Linked DNA regions of Homo sapiens: regions 1, 3 and 4 are each linked to region 2. Evidence: chromatin contacts called from ENCODE Hi-C or POLR2A ChIA-PET data. All regions are on one chromosome and are shown on one strand. Each heading gives the region's core, a stretch centred on a gene start or an enhancer-like site at or near the end of the contact. The rest is flanking DNA. Distances are from core to core; before and after follow the strand shown. Region 1 holds the start of DPCD (deleted in primary ciliary dyskinesia homolog (mouse)). Region 2 holds the start of ACTR1A (actin related protein 1A). Region 3 holds the start of KCNIP2 (potassium voltage-gated channel interacting protein 2). Region 4 holds the start of FBXW4 (F-box and WD repeat domain containing 4).

Region 1 (6,259 bases), core at 2,704-5,203, 910 kb after region 2:
CCAGTAGCTGGGATTACAGGTACCCAACACAGGTGTTTAGTTTTTATAAAGCCAACTATATATTTTCTTTCTTTGTGGTTACTGCCTTAGAAGTTGCACTCAGAGCATCTTCCCTTACCCAATGATTATTCGATACTTATCTATACTTTGTTTTAATAGTATATTTATTCTAGAAATAAATGTATATATAAATTATTAAGTATATTAGTATATTTTTGTAAAAGAAAAATAACTGTGAGTGTATGCATGAAATAATATAGAAGTTTATGTATAAAAATATAAATTATGGGCTGGGCGAGGCGGCTCACGCCTGTAATCTCAGCCCTTTGGGAAGCCGATGCAGGCGGATCACCTAAGGTCTGGAGTTTGAGACCAGCCTGGTTAACATGGTGAAACCCTGTCTCTACTAAAAATTAAAAAAAAAATTAGCCGGGCTTGGTGGCGGGCGCCTATAATCCCAGCTACTCAGGAGACTGAGATAGGAGAATCGCTTGAACCCAGCAGGCAAAGGTTGCAGTGCGCCGAGATTGCGCCATTGCACTCCAGTTTGGGCAACAAGAGTGAAACTTGTCTCAAAAAAAAAAGTAAATTATGATTATCTGGGTGGTAATATTATATTTGACTTCTTTATTTTTCATATTTCCACAATGAATGTAATTATTTCTTAAAAAAACAAAAGTAAAATGGAGTCTCATTATCCAGCCCAAGATATCAATAGCCATGATTCTTGGTGGAAGGGAGTAACCTCCCCCCTACTCCCCACACCCCTCCTACACACCCAGGGGTAAATCTGCAGGTTTGACAAGGCTTAACCACATATGCAATACTGAGTTGTTTTTCAGTCTGGGGATAGGGTGGAATCTTAACAATATCATTTTGTGATGCTACTAACAAAAGAACTTAACAAAATCCTGGCTGATAAAATATTTGTTTAAAAACTTCTGTGACCAAAAACAGTGAAAGCAGGGACTCAAGTGGATATTTGTATACTCATGTTCAGAGCAGCATTATCCACAATACCCAAAAGGTGGAAGCAACCCAGGTGTCCATCAACAGATGAATAAATAAACAGAATGCAGTGTAGACATACAATGGATATCACTCAGCCTTAAAAAGGAGCAAAATTTTGACACATGCTACAATATCCATACCTCTGTGCCCACCTCTTCCAGGCACAGCCCTTGGTCCTTGCTCTATCTCCCCTAAAAACACAGGGAACATTTAGAGGTTTACTTTATGAACGATATTACAGCTGGAAAGGATCCAAACAAGTAAAGGGGCCAACTAGAGATCCTGTGGTGAATTAATGGCACAGCTGGAAGTATCCAACTGTGGCAACATGGATGAACCTTGAAGCGTTACACTAAGTGAAATACACCAGTTACAGAAAGACAAATATTGTATGATTCCACTTAGACGAGGTTCCTAGAGCAGTCAAATTCATAGACAGAAAGTAGAATGGTGGTTGCCAGGGGATGGGAGGAGGAGGGAATGAGGAGTTGGCATTTGGTGGGTACAGAATTTCACTTGAGCTGAGTGTAGTGGCACATGCCTGTAGTCCCAGCTATTCAAGAGGCTGAGGTGGGAGGACTACATGAGCCTAGGAGTTCAAGGCTGCAGTGAGCTATGATCGTACCCCACAGCCTGGGTGACAGAGCAAGACCCTGTCTCTAAAAAAAAAAAAAAAAAAAGAATTTCCGTTGAGAAAGATTAAAAAGTTCTGAAGATGGTGGTGATAGTTGCACAACAATGTGAATGTACTTAATGCCACAGAACTGTACACTTAAAAATGATTAAAATGCTAAATTCTGTTATGTATTTATTACCACAATAAAAACAAAAACCACTGTCCTATGAGAAAATGTCCTAAATCTTTAGCAAGGCATAAGAGATCTATCACAATATGTCCCAACTTATCTGTCATCTCTCTTCATTTTCCACAACTTCCCCTCATTGCTCCTTGAGAAAAGGGACCTTTTTATTCTCGCTTCCATCCTGGCACCTAGAATAGTACCTGACATAGTTATAGGTGGTTTGTTCTGACTGAGTGACTGCTTTAACATTACTAAACATTTTGTTATTCCTCTAGTAATCAGGCACGTACCTTCACACCTTCACATAGGGTCCTTATATGTGAGTTGTTCTTTGAATAGCTATCCCCTCTTCTTCACTCAGCAAACGCCTATTAATTCTTTTTTTTTTTTTTTTTTCCAGTTTTTTTGAGACAGGGTCTCGCTCTGTCGCCCAAGCTGGAGTGCACTGGCATGATCTCGGCTCACTGCTGCGTCTACCTCGCTGGCTCAAGCGATCCTCTGGCCTCAGCCACCACAAGTAGCTGGGACTACAGGCATGTGCCATGATGCACGGCTTATTTATTTTTTTGTCTGAGACACAGTCTCACTCACTCTGTCACCCAGGCTGGAATGCAGTGGTGTGATCTCAGTTCACTGCAACCTCCATCTCCCGGGTTCAAGCGATTCTCCTGCCTCAGCCTCCAGAGTAGCTGGAATTACGGGTGCGCACCACCACACCTGGCTAATTTTTTTGTATTTTTAGTAGCGATGGGGTGGTTTCATCATGTTGGCTAGGCTGGTCTCGAACTCCTGGCCTCAAGGGATCCGCCCACTCGGCCTCCCAACATGCTGGGATTACAGGCGTGAACCACCACATCCGGCCATAATTTCCGTATTTTTTGTAGAGATGAGGTTTGGCCATGTTGCCCAAGCTGGTCTCGAACTCCTGAGCTCAAATGATCCGCCCACTTTGGCCTCCCAGAGTGCTGGAATTACGGGCGTGAGCCACTGTGCCTGACCTTATTAATTCTTTAGGACCCAGAAACATCATCACTTCTGTTGGGTCTTCCTCCAAAGAGATGTCACTTACACCTTCACTCTTTCCTACCATTTTATACAAGACTACAACCTCTATTTAACGCTTCTTATTATTTAAGTACATGTTTTTCCCAACCACTCTGAGTCCTGGGACAACATATCTTTTTCTTTCTGTTCTAGTTTAGAGCTTGGCACATAGTAAAAGTCTTCCTAAATGTTGCACGAACGAGTAAATGATTTTAATTTCCACAAACTCCAGGCTTCCCTGATTGGCCCCTGCCTGTGAACATGAGTCACCAGTTGTTATCTTGAAAGCCTCAGGAACTTCAGACGCAATTCATCCTGGCTACCCAGTGGGTCCAGAAAGGACCCAAGTGCACAAAGGGGCCGGCATCGGCCAATCCTAGGGTGGGGAAAAGTTAGGTATCCATGCCCCTGTGCCCACTTCTTCCAGGCACAGCCCTTGGTTCTTGCTCTAGCTCCCCTAAAGACACAGAAAATATTTAGAAGTTCACTTAACAAAAATATTACAGCTGGAAAGGACCTCAGAGATAACAATGGTAGTCCATCCACTTCATTTTATAGATGAGGAAAGTGAGGCCCAAACAAGTAAAGGAGCCGACTGAAGCGCCCGTGGTGAATTAATGGCACAGTCGGAACTAGAGCCCAGGCCTCTCTCCTCTCTAAAGTCTAAAACATTCTTGGATTTCAGTTTCCTCTTCTGTAAAACGGGGTGAAAATTAGCCTCTCAGGACAGTGGTGAGGAGCAAATGAGATAATGAATGTAAAAGAAATTACTATATTAGCAACAGAAATCAGAGCGGAGCGAGATGGTGTAGAGGAATCTAAGGGGTGTCCGGAGACATGTGTTCCAGTCATGTCATCTCTGTGAACCTCAGTCTCCTCATCTGCAAATGCAGGACCTGGCCCGGCTGACCGCCGAGACCCTTCCAGCTCTGCCGACCCAGGCCCTGAGGCCCTTCCCGGAGGGCCGGACCCTGAGGGAAAAAAACGAAGGAGCCCGTGGGGACCCTCGAGTTACCGTCCTGCAGCAGCGCAGTCTTCTGGGCTGTCCGCAGACTCTCCAACCAGCCCGTCACCGCCATCTTTCCCCTGCTAAGCAGCACGCCCAGCCGCTGCCATGGCAACCGTTCCAGAGGGTCACTTCCGGCTGACTCGGAAGCTATTCTGGCCATTTGCCCTCCTTCCCCCCTTCGTCCGCTCTCATTGGCTCTGCTGGTAAGTGGTCTATTCCTGCCCACCCCCGGGTGACTAGCTTGGCCAGTAGTCGACCCCACCCGGGGACCGACTCTGGGGGTTGGAGAGACTCTTGGGGCCGGGGTCGGGCACTCCAGCTTTCTTCTAGCCCCGAGCTGGGATTCCCTGGCCTGCGCCAGCTGCGTACACGGCGAGTACACCGCACCTGCCCGGGACTTCACCCGCAGCTGCGAGACTCCTCCATTCCCGGAGGGCTCCCCACACCTGCTGCGGCCGTGCCCCATCTCCCCGCAGCTGCGGCGCTGAGCACCCCCATGTCGAGAGGCTGAGACCAGGACAGGTGCAGGGCGTTCCCACTCACCCCCGAAAGTCCTCCTCCTTCCTCTGCGAGTCTGTGTTGGAGGTAGAGAAATAGTATGTGGGGTTTATGTGCAGGTCCTCCCCAGGCTCCGCTCCATCCCCTAAAGCTCCATTTCCTAGCCCAGCATCCCATTTGGTAAAGCCCTTCGAAGTGGGCCGCAGCAGGGCTGTGCTGAATCTTTAGCGCAACCCCTCTGAGGAATGGTGTCGTTTCCTACTCCTCAAAAGTACCCCCGATGGCACCAGCCTTCCCCTCATTTCCCGTAATACTCCAACTTCGAAAGGCTGGGGAGTGTGAAGCTAGGCTAAACCACTGAAGTTTAACCGGGTTTGAAGAGACCCCCTCCCCCGACCCGCTTCCCCAAACTGGGCTGCTACCCCCAAAGCCTGGTCAGGAAAGACCCTACCTCCATAGGCAAAGGGGTTGGAGGGCCTCAATTCTGGATTTCCACGTGCAGCAGCCCTGACCAACGCTCCAATAGGCCGGGATCCAGCCATACTTCAATGGATCCCAGGGGTATCTTGAAGGCATTTCCCAAGCGGCAGAAAATTCATGCTGATGCATCATCAAAAGTACTTGCAAAGATTCCTAGGAGGGAAGAGGGAGAAGAAGCAGAAGGTGAGCTGACCCAGTCTCAGAACCCTCGTGTGCTTGAACCCACAGCCTTCATGTGCTTCAGCCCTACGTTGTTTATGTCCAGAATCAGATATTGGAGCTGACTCTGCCTGTCCAGGGCCTGCAGGTCTGTTTGTATCTACCTTGTGCTAAGCTTGGTCCTGGGTCTTGGACAGGCTATTTGCTGTGTTACCTTCTTTTCTACCCGAAGACCTCTATCCATCAGAAAAGACTCCCTGGGCCCTCAGGGAATGACCAGTATAATTTTTGCCCTGAGGACTGGGACAGAAACCCCCCTCCATTACCCAGGCTTGTTGTTAGTTGTTTTGCAGCCAAATTGGCAAATAAATGGCAGAGGCTTTGGAGGCAGGGTTGTCGGGTCTGTCAGACTGTAAGGGCAAGAAACGCGCTTTGTTGAAAGAATAAATGATAAAGGATTCAAAGTATGGAGAGAGGCTGGGCGCGGTGGCTCTTGCCTGTAATCTCAGCACTTTGGGAGGCCGAGGCAGGCAGATCACCTGTGCTCAGGAGTTCGAGACCAGCTTGGGCAACATGGCGAAACCCTGTCTCTACTAAAAATACAAAAAATTAGCCAGGCATGGTGGCACACGCCGGTAATCCCAGCTACTCGGGAGGCTGAGGCATGAGAATCGCTTGAACTCGGGAGATGGAGGTTGCAGTGAGCCAAGACGATGCCACTGTACTCCAGCCTGGGCGACAGAGTGAGACTGTCTCCAAACAAAAACAAAACAAAAGAAAACAAAACAAACAAACAAAAAACAAAGTAAGAAGGGAGGAGGCATTCATTAAACAAATATTTACAGGTTACTTACAATGTGCCAGACACTTCTAGATTGCACCAAGGAACAGGACGTATGAAAATCCTTGTCCCTTACATTCAAGTGCTGGCCTGTGAGAAAATTTGCTATATGTAGAAGGAAAGCTGTCTGGATGGAAGGGAAATGCTTATTTTCAGGGTAGGGGACTGTGAACACGTCATTCAGATCATGTTAGAAGTTATGTCGTGGCCAGGGGGTGGCAGATAAAAATTAAAAAGTTACAACAGTAGTCATCTGGATGTTCCTTCCACAGAGTGGCTGAGCTCCCTTCGGGCCCATGTTGTGCGCACTGGCATTGGACGAGCCCGGGCAGAACTCTTTGAGAAGCAGATTGTTCAGCATGGCGGCCAGCTATGCCCTGCCCAGGGCCCAGGTGTCACTCACATTGTGGTGGA
Region 2 (6,710 bases), core at 1-2,500:
GCCTCGGGGCGGCGGGGCGCTAAGGGGGGCGGGGCGCCGGCGCACCCTATCCAAGCACCCATTGGCTAATGTCTGTGCCAGTCACAGGCAGGGAAGGTGTGACTTGACAATAGGCCCCGCCTCCCCTCCCTGTGTTGGGAGTGTCCCAAGGCTCTTGGTCTCCCCCTAGTGTTAGGAGGAACCCAAGTTTAGAGATGCTGAGCACCCTCTGAGGTGCTAAGGTCCCACGAAAGCAGCGAGAAGTGCGCCAACAAAGGATTTGTTACTGTTTTGCTGACGCGCTGCTAACTAGGATTTAAACATAAATCTGACAATGGATTGATTCATTCATCCATGGGGCGTTAGTATTAATAGATGATAATAAATCTAATGTTTTCTAGGGCTATTGACAAAAAGGTCCCTGAAATTTCAAGGGGGCTGGGGGAGAACATAATCCAGAGAAAAAAATGCACTGGGCTCATTTGAAAGCAGTGACACATAACCTCTCTTCACCTCCATTTTCTCAACCATCAGTGTCAATTCTAGCTCGTTATGAAAATTAAAGAGATACTCGAGCAGTTTCTGAAACCCTTAGATGATGTTTTAATGACCAAAAGATTACCTATACCAGTAGTTCCAATTGCCAATCTTCGGATCAATGTTAGCCTGTTATGCAGAAAAAAAGAAAATGCAAAAGGCAACGACAATGTACAGGTTTTTAAACTTAAAGCTAATTTTATGCAATTTAAATTGTTTTCCTTTGTTGTAGGAATATGTCCTCTCGCGTACGTGTGTTAACATTTCCTTTTTGTTAGAGTGTGAGGTGCTAGGAGATGTTTATTAAAGTCTTACAGACCCAAATAAAAACATGAGAACCTTATATTGTCTAAGGGAACGTCGGGGGGAGTGGCAGGGCTGATCTGCAAAATCCAAACATCCATGAATTACGACCAATCCAAACCGAACTACAGACAAGTACTCGAGAAGACTACATACCTCAGCATGCACTGCGAACTCCTTCAAAGGGACTACAGATCCAGGCATGCAACATGACCATCAACCTGTGTCTCTGGCTGTTTAATCTAGGGAGACCACAAATCCCAGGGTACTGCGCATTGGAAATGCGACTCCCAATCTTAAACTAGGCGGGCAACAAAGCAAGCTAGATCGCTAACCCAGGCGCAAAGCTTGCTGGGGATTGTAGTTCTTCAGAGGCGAGGTCGGGCCGCTCCCTCGCCGCCCTGAACCGGCGGCTAGACTGCGCATGCGTGTCAGTGGCGCTAGCGGCGGACCCGGCTGGGCAGTTCCTTCCCCAGAAGGAGAGATTCCTCTGCCATGGAGTCCTACGATGTGATCGCCAACCAGCCTGTCGTGATCGACAACGTGAGTTGCGTCTTTCCTATCTATAAGGGGACTTGGGCTCTCCTCCTCGAAAGGATCGCTTCCCGGGGTTCAGCCTGAGCCGCCGGCTCTTTGTCACTGGCCCGGCCTGTCAGGCGCGTTCAGCCACCGCCGCCTCCTTCCTCCCCTTATCACATAGTCCGCAGGCAAGGCGGCCAGCCAGCAAAAGTGGGATGGAGAACTCTGGAGTGGATAAAGGAAAGAGTTATAGTCCAAGCCAGTCCTTGGGCCCTTGGCTCTAGGGGCCTTAACCGCTGTGTGAGATTCCCGTCGCCCGCCCTCTCCCCCATTTCCGATCGCTCTATTGGTTGCTCTGGCTGTCCATCTTAGCCAATGATACCGCCTCTTAGCCTTGCCGGATGAGGCTAGGCCTCTGCGGTGATTGGCTCACGCCCCTGCCATTCTTCCTTGCCGCCATATTGTTTTCCCTCTTGAAGGGGCGGGGCAGTGCTCCAGGGCTGTGGGGATTGGCTTCCGGGACTCTGGGTGGTGGGGCCTAGAGGCGAGTGCCCGCCCGCGGGTGGAGAACGGCTAAGTTTTCCTTCGGTCTCAGCCGGCGCTGCGGCTTGGTGGTGTGGATCTGGGTGGGGCCCGAGAATCTGGTGCCAGAAACCGCTGTAGGATGTCAGCTATTACTGTGATTATAAATTACAAAGTTGGTAAAGGTCGAGAAGAAAGGAGAGTGACAAAGGAAGCAGAGAGGTTGTCCTCCTCTTTGGAACGCCTAGTTCTTACGGGGAAAAAATTACCAAACTTAATATTTGCCTGGCGCTCTAGCGCTTCCAGGGCGTTTTCACATACATTCGAGTTGGATCCTCACAAAAACTGGACGCATAGTTTAAAAGGAACTTTGATCTTCGTGTTACCGATGAGAAAACTGAAGCGCGAAGACGTAACGTGAGCCCAAGGTCACATAGCAGAGGTGCCCTAAATCCAGTACTTTATCCGTCATCCCTTTTGCCAGCACCACCATGCAGAAGCATCAATATTGACCAATAGAAAGAATCTAAATACTGCTCTTATTTTGGGGGGAAAGGAGAAAATTGTAAAACGACTGCATTTCTGCCTTCGATTCAAAGCTTTGGTCCCACAGAGATTGATCCCTGTCTGTGTCCCTTGTAGGTCCCTCCATTGAGGCAAAACTACCAGTTCCCTCTGTTGTAAGCTGACTCTGTCAGATTCCCTTTGTTGATTCAGCTCTTGGGACCTTAGGCATATTACAATGTTCTCGTTTAAGCTTCAGCTCTGTTAGGTAGATAGGAATTACTATCCCCAGTGTATGCAGGGATGTTAAATAACAGATTTCAAACCATCCAGTTTAGGAATTGAGGAGCCAGTCATCAGACTAAGATCCAGTTCCAAGTTGCTTGCTTTTTCCAATATATTTTTGTTGTTGTTTTCATTAAATTTTCCTTCTCTCCATGGGTATTTTGTTTTTATTATTCCCCCTTAGAAAGGGGCAGGATTGAGCTCAATGAGACAGCTCATTTTTTTTTTCTTTTTTTTTTTTGGAGACAGGGTCTCGCTCTGTTGCTGAGTCTGAAATGCAGTGGCGCGATCACAGCTCACTGCAGCCTCAACCTCCTGGGCTCAAGTGATCCTCCCGCTTAAGCCTCCCGAGTAGCTGGGGCTGCAGGCACGCGCCACCACCCCTGGCTAATTTTTGTATTTTTTGTAGGAAGGGTTTCACCATGTTGTCCAGGCTGGTCTCAAACTCCTGGGCTGTTGCGATTCTCCTACCTTGGCCTCCCAAAGTGCTGGGATTATAGGCCTGAGCCACCGTGCCTGGCAGAGACGCCTCTTTTTTTGGTGTGGGGGGGTGGAGGGAACAGGATCTCGCTTTGTCACCCAGGCTGGAGTGCAATTGTGCGATCTCAGCTCACTGCAGCCTCCGCCTCCAGGTTCAAGAGATTCTCCAGCCTAGACTCCCAAGTAGCTGGGATTACAGATGTGCACCACCACGCCTGGCTAATTTTTGTTTGTTTGTTTGTTTGTTTGTTTGTTTGTTTGTTTTTGAGACGGAGTCTCACTGTCGCCCAGGCTGGAGTGCAGTGGCGCGATCTCGGCTCACTGCAAGCTCCGCCTCCCGGGTTCACGCCATTCTCCTGCCTCAGCCTCCCGAGTAGCTGGGACTACAGGCGCCCGTCACCTCGCCCGGCTAATTTTTTGTATTTTTAGTAGAGATGGGGTTTCACCGTGTTAGCCAGGATGGTCTCGATCTCCTGACCTCGTGATCCGCCCACCTCGGCCTCCCAAAGTGCTGGTATTACAGGCGTCAGCCACCGCGCCCGGCCTAATTTTTGTATTTTTAGTAGAGATGGGGTTTCACCATATTGGCCAGACTTGTCCTGAACTCCTGACCTCAAATGATCCACCCGCCTTGGCCTCCCAAAGTGCTGGGATTACAAGCATGAGCCACCACACCCAGCCCAGATACTTCATTTTTGAGAGGATCTTTTTGTCTCCCTCACTAGACTATTAAATCCTTGTGGAAAAAGATGATATTCTCCCACAGGTTTAGTGGTGTTGGGAAAAAAAATTTAAGAAAGATGATATTCCTTTAGTCTCACTTCACCCACTTCTCTCCACACACACACAGTATACCTAGGGTCTGGCACCTCTGTGTGCTCAATAAATGTTTTTTCATTGGATTGATGGGTGATTGGATGAATGACTGAATATCTCTATCAAAGTAACAAAGATATTCCTAAATAAAGAAAAGATGGGGAGTTTTCTCTAGTTAGTTACTGCAGATAATTGAGTAGGACTTTTTGTTCTTGATGTTGATTTTCAGAGAGCACTACGATTTCTGTCTTTAGCCAGGCTCTTTGTGCTTCTTCTGCCTTTTTCTTAGTTGTAAAAAGGAAAAATATATAGAAATTCAATTTCCTGTTTTCATCAGCAATGCAGAAGGAACAACCTGTCTATCCCACCAGCTCCTTTGCTTCTTGAATTGCTAGGCAGGAGTTCCATCTCCGGCCATTTTCTTTAATATCACTTACACTAATGCGTCTTAATTTTTTTCTTTCTCTTTCCTGGTAGTATGTTTCGAAATGCATTACAGCAGTGATGCATTTTTAGTTTCAAGATTTAAAGAATTGACTTGTCTTTTTTTTCCCCCTCTGGGAAAACATGTCCTTTATTATGCCAGTATTTCTGCCAAAAGGTGAAGTAGGAGAAACTTAAGTCATTTTCCTATTAGTATTTGCTGAAAATCTGCCACATTTTTACATGTGCGGTCTCAGGTAGTCCTTGTTGTTTAACATTTGGGGGGTCATTTTGTTTTTATTATTTTCAAGATGGTAGATGTATAGGAAACATTATTTGAAATACCTGAGACAACTTATTACATATAATGAGAATAATGTATCACTAGCTATGTTAACTCCATAGCTTAACATGTTGCTACACTTTATTTATGGGCAGAAGAGTATAATCAAAAGAATGCAGGAGAAAGAAAGCAGGGAAAGAGCCCCATTAAGTTCACAGCCTTTCCCAATCATAAGACAATTGTGACCACGTCTTTCATCTTACTCTGGCATCAAGTCATTTCATCAGAATTTAATGAGGAAAATGGAGGGGCAGGTAGGTGTGTGCTTTAATGACAACAATAAAGTGATAGGTATTTTTTTAATCACCCAAGAAGCTTTATGATGATAGATATTTTTTAAAACCAAATATAAGTCATTTCTTCCCAAAGACATAGAGAATAGTGTAAGATAGGAGCAGCTCCTAGGCCACATTTTGAGGACTACACTTTGATCAGAATACTATGTTTATTCTGAAACTCAAATTTTTCCTAAGATCCAGGCCAAATGTGGTGGCTTACTCCTGTAATTCCAGCATTTTGGAAAGCCAAGGCTGGAAGATCGTTTGAGCCCAGGAATTGGAGACCAGCCTGGGCAACATAGTGAGACTTCATCTCTACTTTAAAAAAAAAAAAAAATTAGCCAGGCTTGCTTGGTGGCATGCACCTGTAGGAGGCTGAGATGGGAGAATCACTTGAGCCCAGGAGTTTGAGGCTGCAGTGAGATCGTGCACCTCACTCCAGCCTATTTAAAAACAAAAACAAAAAAACTCTAAGTTTACAGTTTTGCCTGAACCTAAAATGGATCAACATTCCTGTCAAACTTAAAACTGTCTTTGTGACTATATGGACCTAAATGCAGGCTCTTCAGAAGTTCAACAATAAGCTAAGCATTTGTTTGTTTTGCTTTGGATGTTGTGCTGCTTCAGCCCCCTTTAAAAAAAAAAAAAGAGAGAGAGAGATACTTTAAACACACAGAAAAATTCGGTGTGGTATATAACAAGCACCCAGGTAGCATGTGTCTACTACCCAGATTTAGTAAATATTGATGTTGCCATATTTGCTTCAGTATTTTTTTTGCTTTAGTGTTCCCATCCACCTTCATGTTTTAAGGAAATAAAACATTACAGATATAATTGAAGACTCTTTGTACCCCTCCACAACCCTATCTTTTTTTTTTTTTTGAGACAAGGTCTCACTCTGTTGCCCAGGTTGGGGCTCATTGGCACAATCAAAGCTCACTGCAGCCTCAGCTTGCCAAGCTTAAGCAATCCTCCCACCTCAGCCTCCCAAGTAGCTGGGACTACAGCCGTGTACCACCTGCTCAGCCTTTTTTTTTTTTTTTGTAGAAATGGGGTCTCCCTGTGTTCCCCAGGCTGATCTAGAACTCCTGGGCTGAAGCAGTCCTCCCACCTCAGCTTCCCAAAGTGCTGGTATTACAGGCATGAGCCACTGTGCCTGGCAACCCTATCCTTTCTCTCTGTTTTACAAATAATCCGCAAAACAACCATCATCATAAAATTGTCCTCCTTTTATACTCTGGAAGATAAGTCAGGAGAATTGTGTTGTTCAAGGCCAGCCTGGGCAATACAGCAAGACCCCCATCTCTTTAAAAAAAAAAATTGTGCTCCTTTCCACCTATGATTTTTTTTAATTTTTAATTATTATTTGTTTTTAAATTTTTTTTAGAGATGAGGTCTCACTCTATCACCCAGATTAGAGTGCAGTGCTGCAGTCGTAGCTCACTGCAGCCTCAAACTCCTGAGCTCGAGCAAACCTCCTGCCTCAGCCTCCCAAGTAGCTGGGAGTATAGGAGGAGCAAGCCACCATGCCTAGATCCATCCATGATTTTATGTGCATATGCATTTTAAGTTTGGCAGGGGAGTGTGCTGTTTGTGTTTTGAAAGTTTACTTAAGTGCTATCATCCTACTGTTATCTCTTTTTATTATAGCAATTTCAAACATACAAAGGAGAAGGAATAGTGTAAGGAACATCCATACGTTCACCTAGCTGTAACAGTTA
Region 3 (6,904 bases), core at 3,295-5,794, 660 kb after region 2:
GCAACACTGGGTTAGGGTTCTGTGGGTAGAGAGTATGTGAGGTGAGCAGTGGGCACACAGCAAGGATACGCCCCAGACTTTCCTCTCGAGTGGGCAGGCATCTTTAGAAGGAGTGCTAGACTAGGAGTTAAGAACCCTCGGCCCTGCTCCCAAGCTGGGACTCACTAGCAATGTCACCTGGCCCTGGCCATTGAAATTGGCCTCCTTGGATCCTACTCTTGCCATCTGTGCCAGAAAAGGACTGCATCTCTAAATGCTCCTTCTAACCCCAAAATGTAAATAAATCCAAAGGGAGAGTGAAGAGACTAGAAACACATCTAAAGAGAGGTGGTGCTAGAGCATGAGTCTTCTGGCCTCAGTTTCTCCTCCTCCATCAGATCACTGAGCAGCCCAGTCCCCCTTCTGCATAGCCAAAGCAGAGACAGATGTCAGCCTCAGCCCTCCTTTCTTGTCTGTGCCTGCTTCTACCTCCCCAGGAGCCCAGATGCTCTTCTTACATCCTCCAGAGTTTGTTCCTGTCCACCCCTCTTCTCTCCTTCCCTGCTGTCAAGGAACTGTTTGCTCATTTGCCTGCAGGGATAATAGCTGTTAAGGGTTCATTTCCTAAGAGAGAGACTTCTAGTGCCCCGTGTAGCAGGCACTGTCCTCTGCCGTTTAGAACTGACTCTCTCCTGTTTTCTCTCTGGCTGCGCCCTCCCACCTTCCCCAACTACCCTTTCCCAGGTTCGATCCATTAGCACCAACGTCCGGAGAAACCTGGCCTTCCACACACTCAGCCAAGAAGTCCTGCTCAAGGAGTTCTCCACTATCTCCTGAGGCCACGCCTACCTGAGCAGCCTCTGACTGCCCTTACCCATGAGGATCATGGGCTGGAGGGGGAGCGAGGGGAGAGGGGGCTGCCCCCGAGGTTGGAGAGAAACACAGATACCAAGTTCTCTTGGTGAAGACCGCACTTCAATGGAGCTTGGGCAGCAGGGGCAGGAGGGTCAAGCCAGGGATAATCTTATTTGGGGAGGAATGGGTGGGCACAGTGGGGAGAGGCCTCCAGGAATGTGGGGACTTCCAGAGTGGGCTCCCTAAACAGCCCCTCACATTTCCAATCTTGAGGTTACAAGCTGTAGCTACTGACTAATTTTCGGGAGCTGGTGAGGCAAGCCTCAGGGTAATGCCAGCACCCTGAAAGTCAGTGGCTCTGCTCGGCTTCTGAAAACAGATCAACTCTCAGATATAGCTGGAGCTACATCCTGCTTCCTTTGGGCCTGGGGCTGTGCTTGGCTTGAAATCTGTGTCCCCTGCCTGCACTGGCACTTTGTCCAGTCATCGGGACCTTTGGCTCAGATTTAGGGTAAGATAGGAATAGGGTACCTTTTTCCTTTTTTTTCTGAGACGGAGTCTCACTCTGTCGCCCAGGCTGGAATGCAGTGGCGTGATCTCGGCTTTACTGCAGCCTCCGCTTCCTGGGTTCAAGCGATTCTCCTGCCTCAGCCTCCCGAGTAGCTGGGACTACAGGAGCGTGTGCCACGCCCGGCTAATTTTTTGTATTTTTAGTAGAGATGGGGTTTCACCATGTTACCCAGGATGGTCTCAATATCCTGAGTTCATGATCCACCCACCTTGGCCTCCCAAAGTGCTGGGATTACAGGCGTGAGCCACCACACCCAGCCAGTTTTCCTATTTTCTGAATTCAGAATTGACTTCTCTGGGAAAACTGGAGATGAGAATCTGCCCAGTGCTCTGCTGTCCAGTCACCGCCTTTTGAATTTTAGTTTTGGCACCAGGAGTACCGTTAGCTTTCCCCTTCTTCTGGCCCATTTGACTCATCAGCACAATAGGGTCACCACCTTAACTTTTAATTTCTAATCTGCTTTACTGTCTTTAGGGTGTGTATGAAATAAACATTGACAGGCTTTCTGGAGCCCTCAAGGTGCCTACTTTGCTGGTTCCCTTTCCAGCAGCTCCCCCACCTCCCTTAGCCCCCCCTCCTCTGGCAGCCTCTCCTGCCTCTGCTGAGCTCCCCTCCACGTGTTCCACCCCCTTACCCTGCTGTTGTTTACATCCAACCTGCCTGAGAATTTCCTCTGGGGAGGAATCTATTCCTGTCATGGTCTAGTGCCTGGGAGGGAGAGAACTTTCTGGGGGTAGGGTGCCCTCCATCTGAAACAGGCCAGGTGAGCATCATGCATAAGGCCTCCATTCTGTCCGCTCAGATTCTGGGTGGGGCCACAGGCAAATCTCCTGACTTATGGGGAGTTGGCTTGTGGTTCCTCCCTTGGATAGCCTCCATGGAACCACTATAGGCTTTCCCAACAGCTGCCTCTGAAATAGCTGCTGCTTCGAGATCCTCCCTTTTTAAAGCACTTTCTAAAGCCCTCAGGATGGCGGGAGCAAACAGCACTGGTATATTCTAGGAGTAAGTGCAGGAATTCAGCAGTGAGAGCATGTCTGGGACCACCTGGACTGCCATCCATTTAACCTCAAATCTCTTTGGGATACTCGCCCTCCCTGGGAACCAGAGTTCTGGCTCTAACATTGAGCAGCTATGCACTAGTTCCAGAGAAGCCACTAACAGGCTGCCATGTGTAGATGTAGGTTCTTAAGAGATCACAGGCTGGGTCATCTGATCACTGGATGGATAGCTCAGCCTGGGGCATTTAGTGTTTTCCCTGGTGATAAATCCCCAAGGCAGCTGGATTTGGAGCTGGTGGCAAGTTGAAATTATTAAAAATTGATTTGTGTGGGACTGTCTTTAGTGTTGCTTTTTTTTTCCTTAATCTCTGTTGCCCAGACTCATTCCTCAAAGATAGAGGTAAGGTAATCTCCTAGGTGCTGCTGCCATCTGGCTAGGGGACCCCTACCTGCCCTTGTGAACTCTCCTCCTTCCTCTGAGTCTCCTGGCCCTAGTAGAGGTCAGTTGGGTTCGGAGAGCTGTAACCTCTCTTGTCCTCTGGGTAGAAGGAGGGAGAAGAGAGTTAGTTCCCTTATCTCCAAACTTAGTGGTATTGAGGAGGCAAGCCAACCCATTTGGCCACTTACGGATTCCTGCCAGCCTTTCCTCCAAGTGAATGAGGACAGGTCTAGGGCATGGGGCACTAAGCAGAGGGCTCCTTGCCCTCCATTGTAAAGGCCCTTCTCTTGACCAGTTTATTCACATATACCTATCCCAGAACTCCAAACGAGAGTGCCCATTCTCTCCTGGAAATCAACCTTAACAGGAGCTGCCCAAGCACTTTCTATGCCCAGCCTCTATACCAGGTCTGTGGAGCCTCCTCCAGAGCCAAGGGAGATCCAAGCGCAGGGCATTGCTCCTAAAGACAATCTTACCCTCAGCCACTTGTCCCCCTCTTAGGCCTGAACTCCCGCCACAATTCCTGCTGGGTTGATTAAATCAAGTGGTTGGAAATTAAAGCCAATTGAAGAGATTAAGTGTGCTTGAGTCACTTTAAAGTTTTTGGTCTTAACAGGTCACTCCTTTGGACCCACCAGACAAGGTCCCCTCATCCTCATAGCAACGGGTTGGGGGGCTTTTGGGTGTGGAGCCCAGGAAGCATCCTGAGGAAGGTCAGACCTGTGACGCTCAAAACACTCAGGATCCATTCCTGGGAGATGAGGCAGCCCAGCTTCCGTGCTAGCCCTGCCTTTGGAAAGGAGCTAATCTTAAGGAAGGGGTTTCATAACAAGGGCATTTCTTTCCTACTCTGTATCCTGACTTGGATCCCCAAACCTGTCAGTTGCTCCCCATATCTGCTGGAAAACAAGGAATCTAGGACAGGACAGGTGACAAAAGAGAAGGGCAGAAAAGTTGCTGCAGGGGAGGAACAAAAGAGCAAGGATGTCTTGAGAAACTGACCTGGTTCACTAGTTTTTTTATCTTCCTAGTCGGCCTATGGGGTTCATTAGATCAGTGAAGGAGGCACCCTGAGAGTGAATAGGTTCCAGAGACGGGGTCCTGGAGTGGGTGAGAGTTGGGGTCCTTCTGGAACTTGAGAGAAGATGAAACAGTAGTCCATTGGCCCACGATGAGCCTGCTAATATTAGAGGCTGGGTTGACTCTTCCTTTGCATCCCTAACCTGCTTTAAGCACGGTGGGGACTGTCTGGGACCACGAGAGACGCATACACGGGAGGAGGAACAACAGAGAAAATACAGGCTGACATGGAGACAAACGGAGCGGGGACTCAGATATGATACCCCAGGCTCTGCCTCAGCCAGAACTGTGTTGACGAAGGGGGACGGGGTGCCTGAGAATTGGGGGCGGGGTTTCCTCCTCTCAGTGGGGCTCTTCTGTCCCGCGCTCTCCTCCTCCCCCACCCCCCCCCCCCGCCAAGCCCCGTGACTTCTGCTTTAGGGGCAGATTGCTGGGGAGCTAGTCTCCTTCCCCGCACTTTGCAGTTCACCCTTTCACCGGGTGCCTCCCCCGGGCTGCAAAGGGTGGGGGGCGGGGGTAGGGGGAGCCAATCCCGGCAGCGCCAAAGAGGGGAGGAGGCGGTGACAGCCGCGGGGAGGGGGCGGGAGGAGAGAGGCAGCTCGGCTCGGCTCCGCGCTCAGCTCCGCTCTGCCTCCGGCTCTGCGCTCACCTGCTGCCTAGTGTTCCCTCTCCTGCTCCAGGACCTCCGGGTAGACCTCAGACCCCGGGCCCATTCCCAGACTCAGCCTCAGCCCGGACTTCCCCAGCCCCGACAGCACAGTAGGCCGCCAGGGGGCGCCGTGTGAGCGCCCTATCCCGGCCACCCGGCGCCCCCTCCCACGGCCCGGGCGGGAGCGGGGCGCCGGGGGCCATGCGGGGCCAGGGCCGCAAGGAGAGTTTGTCCGATTCCCGAGACCTGGACGGCTCCTACGACCAGCTCACGGGTGAGTCAGTGACGTGGGGGTCGCGGGAGGGAGGGTGGATTCCATTCCTCCAGACCCTTCCGCCTCTCCGACCCCGGCCTGGCCCGCACCCACACTCTGCCCCATTCCCAGGCACTCTTATGGCCGGTCTGGGCGGCAGGACACTGGGGGTTCAAAGCCTTGGGTCCCGCAGGGGTTGGGGAGGAACAGAAGAGGCAGGTGTGGAGAGGCAGCAGGTGTGGGCGTATGTGACACAGGGCTGAGAGGGTGTCTGGAGTGGGAGGTGTTACGTGCGTGAGCACCTGTCATTCTGTGTGTGTGTGTGTGTGTGCGCGCGCACCTCCCACAGCTGGTTGCCATGTGCCCTGGGCTTGGTGACAGCTAGGGTGAGTGTGATTGTATGTGGCAGTGCAATTGTATGGTCTCGTCAGATGTTTGAGTTTGCGTAGGACCCTGGTTGTACTGATGAAGTTGTTTTGACCATGTGTCTCTATGTGCAACGATGTGTTGTGAGTGTGTAATTCTGTATGAAGTGGTGTGTAACTACCAGAATGTGTCAGGGCTCTACTTTAGGGTGGCTTGTCTCTTTGTAAGCCTTCATGACCATAAGCCCTCTGGGCAAGAATTTGTTAAAGTAGGTTGTGTTGTGTTTTGTGGTTGTGAGATTAGTGTTCAGTGCTAGTTGTGTACTTTCATGTGGTGATGTCTGCAGCGGGGCTCTGTGAGTGTCTATGACGTGTCTCATCCCTGCTGCCTCTCTGGCTTCCTGGTACAGATAGGGGTCTTTAGTACACCCCACTCCTTCACCAATTTTTCCACAAATAGCCCAGGTGGACCCAAGGAGGGACTTTAGTGTTCAGCTGCCCAGTCTGGTTTCCAAGAGACCTTATGGCTCCAGCACCTGGCCCCTGTAGGGAGGCTTTAGTTAGTGCTGGGTCAGCCCTCTCTCCCCACACCAAATCATGTACTGAGATTATTCTTACAACTGAATCCTTCAACCCCCAACAAACCTTTCAGAACTTCACTCAAACCCCAGGAAAACACATCCTCTTCCTTCCCCTCCAGAGACAGAGCTAGAAGCTCTAGGCCTGGGAAGTGCCATGTGGTGTCCTGCATGTCCACCAAACCACTTGGCTGCCCGGGCATCCTCTCTTTCCCACATGGGGAGGTATGTGAGGCCAGTACATCTGTGCATGTGCATGTTCCTGGGTTTGGTAGGAAGAGCCATGTGTTTGTGTAGGTGACTGTGTCACCCTGGGTACATTTCCATGTATGTGTTTGTGTCTCTCATTGTGCAGCCTGCTCTAGAAAGCCAGCAGAGTGGGAGGAGGGAGGCTGTCTCCCTGAGGCCAAAACAAAGCTGGGGAGGTGGAGGGAGGCCATGATCCTTGTCCTTCCTGAGGGGAGTGAGATTGAGACCTGGGAAGGGGGAGGGGACTAGGATGAGGTGCCTTGAGCATGTGTCTTCCCCCATCCCCCATCACTGTCCCTAGGGAGGCCCTAGTCAGGATCAGGGGAGCCACTCAGGCTGGCCCCAGATGAGAGACCATGCCAGATGTGCCTCAGAGCTGGATGGAATCCAAAGGACCCACTGTCCAGCTCTTCCATGAATTCTGTTCCCATCACCAGCTTAGGATTCTTGAGAGTAGTAAGGGCCTAGGGGCCTTCAATAGTATCACATTAGTCAGTGTTTGCTTCCAGCTTTAATGGGTTCTCACCCTTAGTGAAACCATCCCTTCCCCACTTGGCTATTTGAATGAGATTGGGTGGGGGAAGCATTTGTATTTGGAGATGCCCTGCCCCAGTTCAGTCAGGAATGGAAGTGTACCAGCTATGTGACTTTTGTTCTCTTGGCCTCACCTTTCTCATCTGTAAAAGGGAATGTTACTTCCTGCCTGCCTGCCTACCTCCCAAGGAAAATGGAAAGGTCAAATGTTGACAAGTATCAAGAATTGTGGTCCGGGTCTACAGCAGCCTAGCTGTAGATAGCTCCACACACGACTTGGAAAGTAGAAATAGGACTACCAGGAGCTCTCCTCTCGAAGGGCGGCTTATTTTATAGCGGGAGACAAATCGG
Region 4 (6,756 bases), core at 446-2,945, 810 kb after region 2:
ATTCGCTCATAGTACACAAATGTAGCAAAATCAATAAATATTGAACTCATGACATCACCTAAATGTGAAGTATTCCTGCCTTAGTAGTCTTCTAACAGTATGGTACCTGTGAATAAGTAAATTTCTTTATAATGATCTCTAAAACATGGCTTAAATTCTTTGGCCGCATTGAAATCTATAAAATAGTGCTTTCAATAAACCACTGCCTTGAGTTTGGAAATCGTTTTCTACACAAAGTCTTTGTTGCATTTGGAGAGGGGGAGGGATGGCATTTTTTTGTAACAGGATTTGACCTGTAACTATTATTAAGAATTTTCTTAGAGGAGTTCAAAGCATTTTACAGGGATCATCTCATTTATCCCTCGAAAGTAAGGCAGAGGCATTATCTCCACTACAGATTGAGAACACTAAAAGGCCAAGATAGGTGGGGCTTTTTGTTGTTGTTTTGCTAAGATCAAAAAGTAATTCTAGGGCAAAGCCAGATTCCGGTCTGACCTTGTTACATGATGCTTCTTGCAGCACCATAATACAATGTAGTTGCTTCCCTAGGTTTCTCTTTGGCTATGCTAGGTGTTGAATAATTTTCAGGGTCAATTTTTATTCTTCCCTGCTCCCTGAAAATGAGTGTTAAGATGTAGATAAGTACAAAAGAAAACTCTCCAATCCTTCCTACCTGGATTTGGAGTACAGGATAAACAGACAGAAATTGGCATCTTCCTCCCCTCCTCCAAGTTTTACTGCCTAGCCCAATGCTAATAGAAAAATAACCCGAGCCACAAATGCAAGTCCCATGTATAATTTTAAATTTTCTAGTAGTTACATTAAAATATATTGTATTTAGCCCAATACAGCGTATCCAAAATATTAACACTTCAACACGTAATCAATATAAAATTATTAATGAGATATTTTGCATTCTTTTTTTTGTATGGCTTCAAAATCTGGTGTGCATTTCTCACTTATAGCTCATTTCAATTTGTATTAGCCACATTTCAAATGCTCAGCAGCCACATGTGACGAGGGAGGACACTGTTGGACAGCACAGGTCTAGACCTCAGTAGCTCTCCCTTCAGATTAATGCCATGTGAATCGAATGGGTGGTATGAAGAATGGATGCTGAGTCCTTGGAGAATCCACTTGCACTTGGGTGGTGACTGATAAGAAGCCCTAGCTGTGCCATTTCCTGATACATGACTGTTTTTGAAGTTATGGACTCAGGATCTAGAAGACTGCAAATCCCCAAATACGTCTAACACCCAAGCTCACGCCAGGACCGTGCTTCCGGGCCTGTGTGAGAACCTAAGCTATGGAACCTGTCAACTTCTAGGGCTGCAGATTCGTTGGGCCCTCACATGTGGCCCGTGGAAAGGAGGCATCACTCGAGGAAGAGGAGGGCTTCTAGAGGGGCAAGGCCACCCAACTAGGGGCTTCTTGAGGGCAGGTGCTCCAAATGGCCGCTTCCTGAGGGCAGCGGGTCCTCTTGTGGCCTCAGGCAGGGCCCTGAAACCGGCCTCACGTGTTTGCAGCGCGAACTCCTGTGCTTCCACCAAGCGCTCTCGGGGATGCGGGGGTGGTGTCAGCGCCCCGGCCCCAGCCCGCACCCCGAAGTGGCTCCAAGGCTGCAGGTGTGAGGGGCGTGCCCAGGGCTCGGCCCGCGCCGCCCCATGTGACCCGGTCCGACATGGTGTCGCCTCCTCCCGGGGCGGCGGCGGTGGCGGCTCGGGCTGGGCTCCGCGTCGGGCCGGCCCCGCGGCCGCTCATGGGCAGCCAGGGCCGCTCGGGGCCCCCCGGGAACGGCGGGCCCGGCGAGGGCGAGGGCGGAGAGGCGAGGAAGCTGCAGGAAGGGAGGGTGGCGAGGGGGAAGCGAAGGAAGGGGAAGGGGAAGGGAAAAGCGAGAGCGGGGCAAGGCGGAAGAGGAAGCGGGGCGGAAGGGAAGCCCGGGCCGCAGACGGCGAAGGAGGCAGCCGGGCCGGGGGCTGACGCGGGAGCGAGGGCATGCCCAAGGGAGGAAGCAGAGGGAGGCAGAAGCGTGGAGGAAGGGGCGAGAGGCATCGTCAAGGGAGTCGAGGGGAGCGCAGGGGCCGGGAAGGAGGCACAAGGAAGAGAGTATGGGAAGAAGGAGGAATGGAGGGTCAGGGCTAGGCGGCGGGAGGGCGCCAGGCCGGGAAGAGCACAGGGACGAGGGGGTCAGGCTTGGGCCGACATCGCGGGGACAGGGGTGGCCATGGCGGCGGCGGCCGGGGAGGAGGAGGAGGAGGAGGAGGCGGCTCGGGAGTCGGCTGCCCGCCCGGCCGCGGGGCCTGCGCTCTGGCGCCTGCCGGAGGAGCTGCTGCTGCTCATCTGCTCCTACCTGGACATGCGGGCCCTCGGCCGCCTGGCCCAGGTGTGCCGCTGGCTGCGGCGCTTCACCAGCTGCGATCTGCTCTGGCGCCGGATAGCCCGGGCCTCGCTCAACTCCGGCTTCACGCGGCTCGGCACCGACCTGTAAGCGTCCGCTCGCCCGCCCGCTCCCCGCCCCGAGCCGGCCCCGCGTCCCGGGAAAGGGCGGGGCGCCGCGGCCTGGTCGGCCCAGGGTCGTGTCGCACCCCGAGTTTCTAGGCCTACACCTGACCTCCGCCTACACCCTTTCCCGAGCACTCTCGGGGACCCCTTTGCCCCTCCTCCCCAAGGCCTCCATCTGAGGCAGCCTCCCGAGAGCATCCCTCAGTAGGCACCCTCCCGGGTGGGCCGCTCCTCACAATTAGCCATCTTAGGCACTCCCTACAGCTTTCGATTGTGTGTTTTTGCAGAGGTTTAGCTGCCCCGGTTCCTTCGCCCCAGAGGAGCCAGTCTGGTACGGTGCTTTGGACGATTCCTTGAGTCCAGGTCTAGGACTCAGGTTCCTTAAGTGGTCTATCATAAATTTTTGTGGACTTTCATCTTTCATCCTCCCTACCCTTTTCTAAAGGTTGTTAAGCTTCAGGGCTCGGACCTTAAGAGAAGCCCTCGGTCCCAGTGTTCAGCCATAGTTTATGACTTCATATAGGCAGAGCGACACGAAAAAGGGGGCCTGCTTGAGGCAGGAGGCTGGAGTCTGTCCAGGATGTGTACAAGACATGGTATTGCAATTTGGCCTGTTTTTGGTAGGGTCTGAGACCTGTGAATGAAAAACTTTTCTGAACCACTTAAACTGTTAAATAGGAAGGAAAAAACATGTAGGGAATTGGGGGAATAAGAGCTTTCAGATTGCCCCCTATTCCACCCATTTTTTAAAAAGTAGTTCTTTCTAGTACATTATGACAACATTAAATAACGTTTTTAAAAACATAAAAAGCCATAATACCATCACCTCTAGACAATTATTTTCATTTAAAAACCTTTTCAGTTGCACATATAATTGCTATCTTACTGATCCTAACAGAATAGGTACATAGTAAATGTTTGTGGGCTGTCGCATAATGAGATTAAAGAACATCCCTCTACTATTAAACTTACATGTAGTGTTCAGCTTTTTGTTATTATAGATAATAATGAAATAATGCATTTTTGAGTAACAGCTTTACTGAAATATAAGTCACATGTCATTACCATACATATTTTTTAAAAATCAGTTCCTTAGGATAAAGTCTCAAGGTGGCATTATAGCAAAGGTTATGGTTTGCAGAGGTGCTGTACCAAATTATAGTGGGACCAGCACAGAGTGAACAAATTTTATGTGAGAATTTAGAAAATCTTTGCCACTTTAGTGGTCATTTAAGGTACCAAAGTTGTGTTATTTTGCATCTCTTTTACCACTGGCTGGGATAAATATATTCCCATGTGTTTGTTTCACCTGGGAGACTGTCTCTTCCCACTCTTTGCCCATTTATTACTGGGGTCTTCTTGTTTTTCCTATAAATTTGGAATCTTTGTGGGTCTTAGATGTTAGAATCTAGTCTGTCATCTTTGATCCAGATATTTTTCCCAGTCAATTCATTTTACTTTACTGTTTTACACTTTATTAGGCTCTGCCAGTCTTTTGTGATTTTTTTCTCTTTTTCTCCCCAAAGCTGAGAAATTTATAATTCCTCCACAGACCTGATAAATCTGTTTCCCACTGGTTTTCTTACAAATTTGATTTTTTTTTTTTTTTTTTTTTTGAGACGGAGTTTCACTCTTGTTGCCCGGGCTGGAGTGCAGTGGTGTGCACTCGGCTCACCACCTCCTGGGTTCAAGCGGTTCTCCTGCCTCAGCCTCTTGCGTAGCTGGGATTACAGGCATGCACCACCACACCCAGCTAATTTTGTATTTTTGGTAGAGATAGGGTTTCTCCATCTTGGTCAGGTTGGTCTCGAACTGCCGACCTCAGGTTATCTGCCCACCTCGGCCTCCCAAAGTGCTGGGATTACAGGCATGAGCCATGGCGCCTGGCCTAATTTAATTTTTTAATAGTTAACACTTTCATCAATATCACTTTTGGTGCAAGAGGTGAATTCAACTTACTATTGTTGTCTACAACTTTGTTAAGTAATTCTCTTTTCCTTTGTTTTGGACAGCTTATTTTGCCATATAATAAGTTTATATATATATTATATATAATATACACATGTATATACACATAGACATATATGTGTGTATATTGGATCTATATCTGAACTCTTCATTGTGTGTCACTGATACAGTTTTCCATTTCCATACTATTTTAAATATTGTTACTTTTTGATAGAGTCTAGTAATCTGTCAGGGTAAGATTATCCTGTTGGATTTATGTGTGTGTGTCACTTCTACACTTCTGTTCAACTCTCTGTCAAAAAAAAAAATTCTGTACTTTTTCAAGGACTTTTGTGGTTTTCATGATAAAGTTCTTACATATCTGTTGTTGCACTTACTCCTATGTATTTCCGAAAATGTTATGCATTTCGTTTTTATTGCAAATACACTCTCTTCAGTATGTTTTCTGGCTGGGTATTACTGAATGTAGAAGATTACTCTACTCTTGTAAATTTTGAATTTGATGGTTTTTTATTCTAGGATGATTGTATTCATGATAATGGTTCCTTGGGACTTCTTGGGCATGCAGTCTTGTCACCTGCAGAAATAGTTTTTTATTCTCTTCCTTTCTCATGAGAATAACTCTTTCAAAGAATATTATCAGTTAACCTATAAGAGAAGTCTAAAGTGACTGTAACCCAAGCTAGCTAAGGCAAAGTTTGGCTTTCTCTCTCTTCATATAGAGATTGAGTGAATGAATGAAAGAATTGATGTTTATTTTCAAATGCTCTAAAAGAGAGATATTGGGAATGAATCTACATTCTGTAGCAATAATAACAACAAAAAAAAAGAAAGTGAATTTATGGTGTAAAATGCTTTGAGATTGCCAAATGATATGGCTTTATTATTTATTAGACATGTGTGTTTTGATTTCTCGCCCATGTCCTAGGGTAAGGTGTCCTGGCCTTCTAGGGAAGTTATTTTGCCATAGCACTTGATAAAGAGCAGGGTCACTGCTCGGGTTTTCTGGATTGAGGGAAGAAGTTATGCGTGTTACAGCAGGTGGAGAGAATGTTTACCAGTGTGGTCCGTTTCTGGACAGCTGCAGAGACTTAATAAGCCACTGAGAGAGGTGGTTGTCATCCCTGGAGGGAGAAGGCATGCACCCCAGTCCACTTAGGGAGTCAGCGAACCCGGGCCCAAAGTACAGCAAGAGTATGGCTGCTTGGATAGTGGCAGGGCTGTCGTTCATTGCTTTGGGCTAATTAACTGCAGACTAGATAAGTGAGATGAGTTTTTATCAGCATTACACAAAACTTGATTTGACCAGAAGCCACATAACCTCACTGGCCCTAGGTTTTATTACCTATAAAGAATGGGAATAACCTTGCCTGGTAAAATGAGGCTTAAGTGTAGAATGCTGGCTAGTACAGCATTAAGCACATAGTAAGCACACAATAAATTGTAAAACGGAACTTTTTAATTGTTTGGGTTCTCCTCTAGTTAGTCTGTATATAGCAAAAGTGGGGATGGTTTGACTTAGAGGTGCTGACTAAAGACAAAGGGAAGAACACGCACACACACGCACTGTGCTTCGTTTCTCTCACCTGTCCTGAATGTTTTTGGAAACATGACAGCAGAACCTGTGGACTTATGGCCTGCACTCCGGGACGAAGAGCCTCTTGATTCTCAGAAACACAAACTGCTAAGGTTTACTGACCTTCCGGCCCAGGGCAAGTCCCATTCAGTTTGGCTGTTCCTAACTGATCATAGCTTTGTTGAGTAAGATGAACTGCTTTGGTTCCTTGTGATTTGCTAATGGTCTTATACTTGTGCTTGAAGGCATTCTGGCCACTTTAAAACCACAAACAAATAATTTGCTTCCCTTTAGGCCTCTTGCCCGAACAGTGAACACTAATAGATATCCTAAGCTTACTTTTCTTTTTTTTTTAAAGGGACACAAAGATAGTTGGAGTCAGTCATCTGATTTAAAATCAGTTTTGTTTGGAGATTTTATGAAGCCTGTTGGAATAGAAATATCCTGAATATAACAATAAAAATCAAAGAAATGTTTCATATAGCAGTCTTTCAAATTTTCCCTAAAGAGTAAGAGGACAAACTAACCTAGTTCCGTTTACAAGAACAAGACAGTGGAATTCAGCTGTCACTTGATAATGTAGACTGAATGCAAGAAGTAGACATTATGACAGGGGAAGAACAGGAGCGCTATCTGCAAATTCTGATACTGAAAATTAACAAACGCAAATAATGGAAAGAAAAAGTACATCTGTGCATGTAAAGCTATTT

What was found. Hi-C counts contacts between places; a loop is a spot of excess contacts on that map. ChIA-PET counts read pairs that join two places held with the same protein, here RNA polymerase II (POLR2A). Pooled maps may share reads with other maps.
Region 1: a map of naive thymus-derived CD4-positive, alpha-beta T cell shows a loop between it and region 2 (23-fold over the local background). The contact joins the promoter of DPCD here to the promoter of ACTR1A in region 2. A Hi-C loop is called at or near these places in 1 of 168 maps with a recorded cell type or tissue (naive thymus-derived CD4-positive, alpha-beta T cell), 1 of 37 single-sample maps with no recorded cell type and 6 of 50 pooled maps.
Region 3: a pooled map shows a loop between it and region 2 (2.5-fold over the local background). The contact joins the promoter of KCNIP2 here to the promoter of ACTR1A in region 2. A Hi-C loop is called at or near these places in 2 of 168 maps with a recorded cell type or tissue (B cell and naive thymus-derived CD4-positive, alpha-beta T cell), 2 of 37 single-sample maps with no recorded cell type and 14 of 50 pooled maps.
Region 4: a map of naive thymus-derived CD4-positive, alpha-beta T cell shows a loop between it and region 2 (15-fold over the local background). The contact joins the promoter of FBXW4 here to the promoter of ACTR1A in region 2. A Hi-C loop is called at or near these places in 1 of 168 maps with a recorded cell type or tissue (naive thymus-derived CD4-positive, alpha-beta T cell), 1 of 37 single-sample maps with no recorded cell type and 7 of 50 pooled maps. POLR2A ChIA-PET finds 5 or more read pairs at or near these places in 1 of 52 experiments (common myeloid progenitor, CD34-positive).

What each region holds. Positions count from the first base shown.
Region 1 is chr10:101,586,015-101,592,273 of GRCh38, reverse strand. It overlaps DPCD (deleted in primary ciliary dyskinesia homolog (mouse)), which reads right to left and starts at 3,953. Exons shown (of 6, transcript NM_015448.3): 1 at 3,874-3,953. The coding sequence starts at 3,937. It overlaps POLL (DNA polymerase lambda), which reads left to right and starts at 4,017. Exons shown (of 9, transcript NM_001174084.2): 1 at 4,017-4,452; 2 at 4,868-5,028; 3 at 6,118-6,259. The coding sequence starts at 4,914. RefSeq lists enhancers at 3,668-3,997, 4,098-4,377.
Region 2 is chr10:102,497,252-102,503,961 of GRCh38, reverse strand. It overlaps ACTR1A (actin related protein 1A), which reads left to right and starts at 1,250. Exons shown (of 11, transcript NM_005736.4): 1 at 1,250-1,362. The coding sequence starts at 1,315. It also overlaps a transcript of SUFU not described here. RefSeq lists silencers at 1-174, 852-921 and enhancers at 1,272-1,371, 2,766-3,266.
Region 3 is chr10:101,841,440-101,848,343 of GRCh38, reverse strand. It overlaps KCNIP2 (potassium voltage-gated channel interacting protein 2), which reads left to right and starts at 4,544. Exons shown (of 10, transcript NM_173191.3): 1 at 4,544-4,848. The coding sequence starts at 4,776. ARMH3 (armadillo like helical domain containing 3) reads left to right here. Exons shown (of 26, transcript NM_024541.3): 26 at 724-2,745. The coding sequence ends at 816. RefSeq lists a silencer at 4,322-4,571 and an enhancer at 4,527-5,032.
Region 4 is chr10:101,690,109-101,696,864 of GRCh38, reverse strand. FBXW4 (F-box and WD repeat domain containing 4) reads left to right here and starts at 1,695. Exons shown (of 9, transcript NM_022039.4): 1 at 1,695-2,484. The coding sequence starts at 1,760. RefSeq lists silencers at 1,526-1,805, 1,836-1,885, 2,166-2,625 and an enhancer at 2,936-3,015.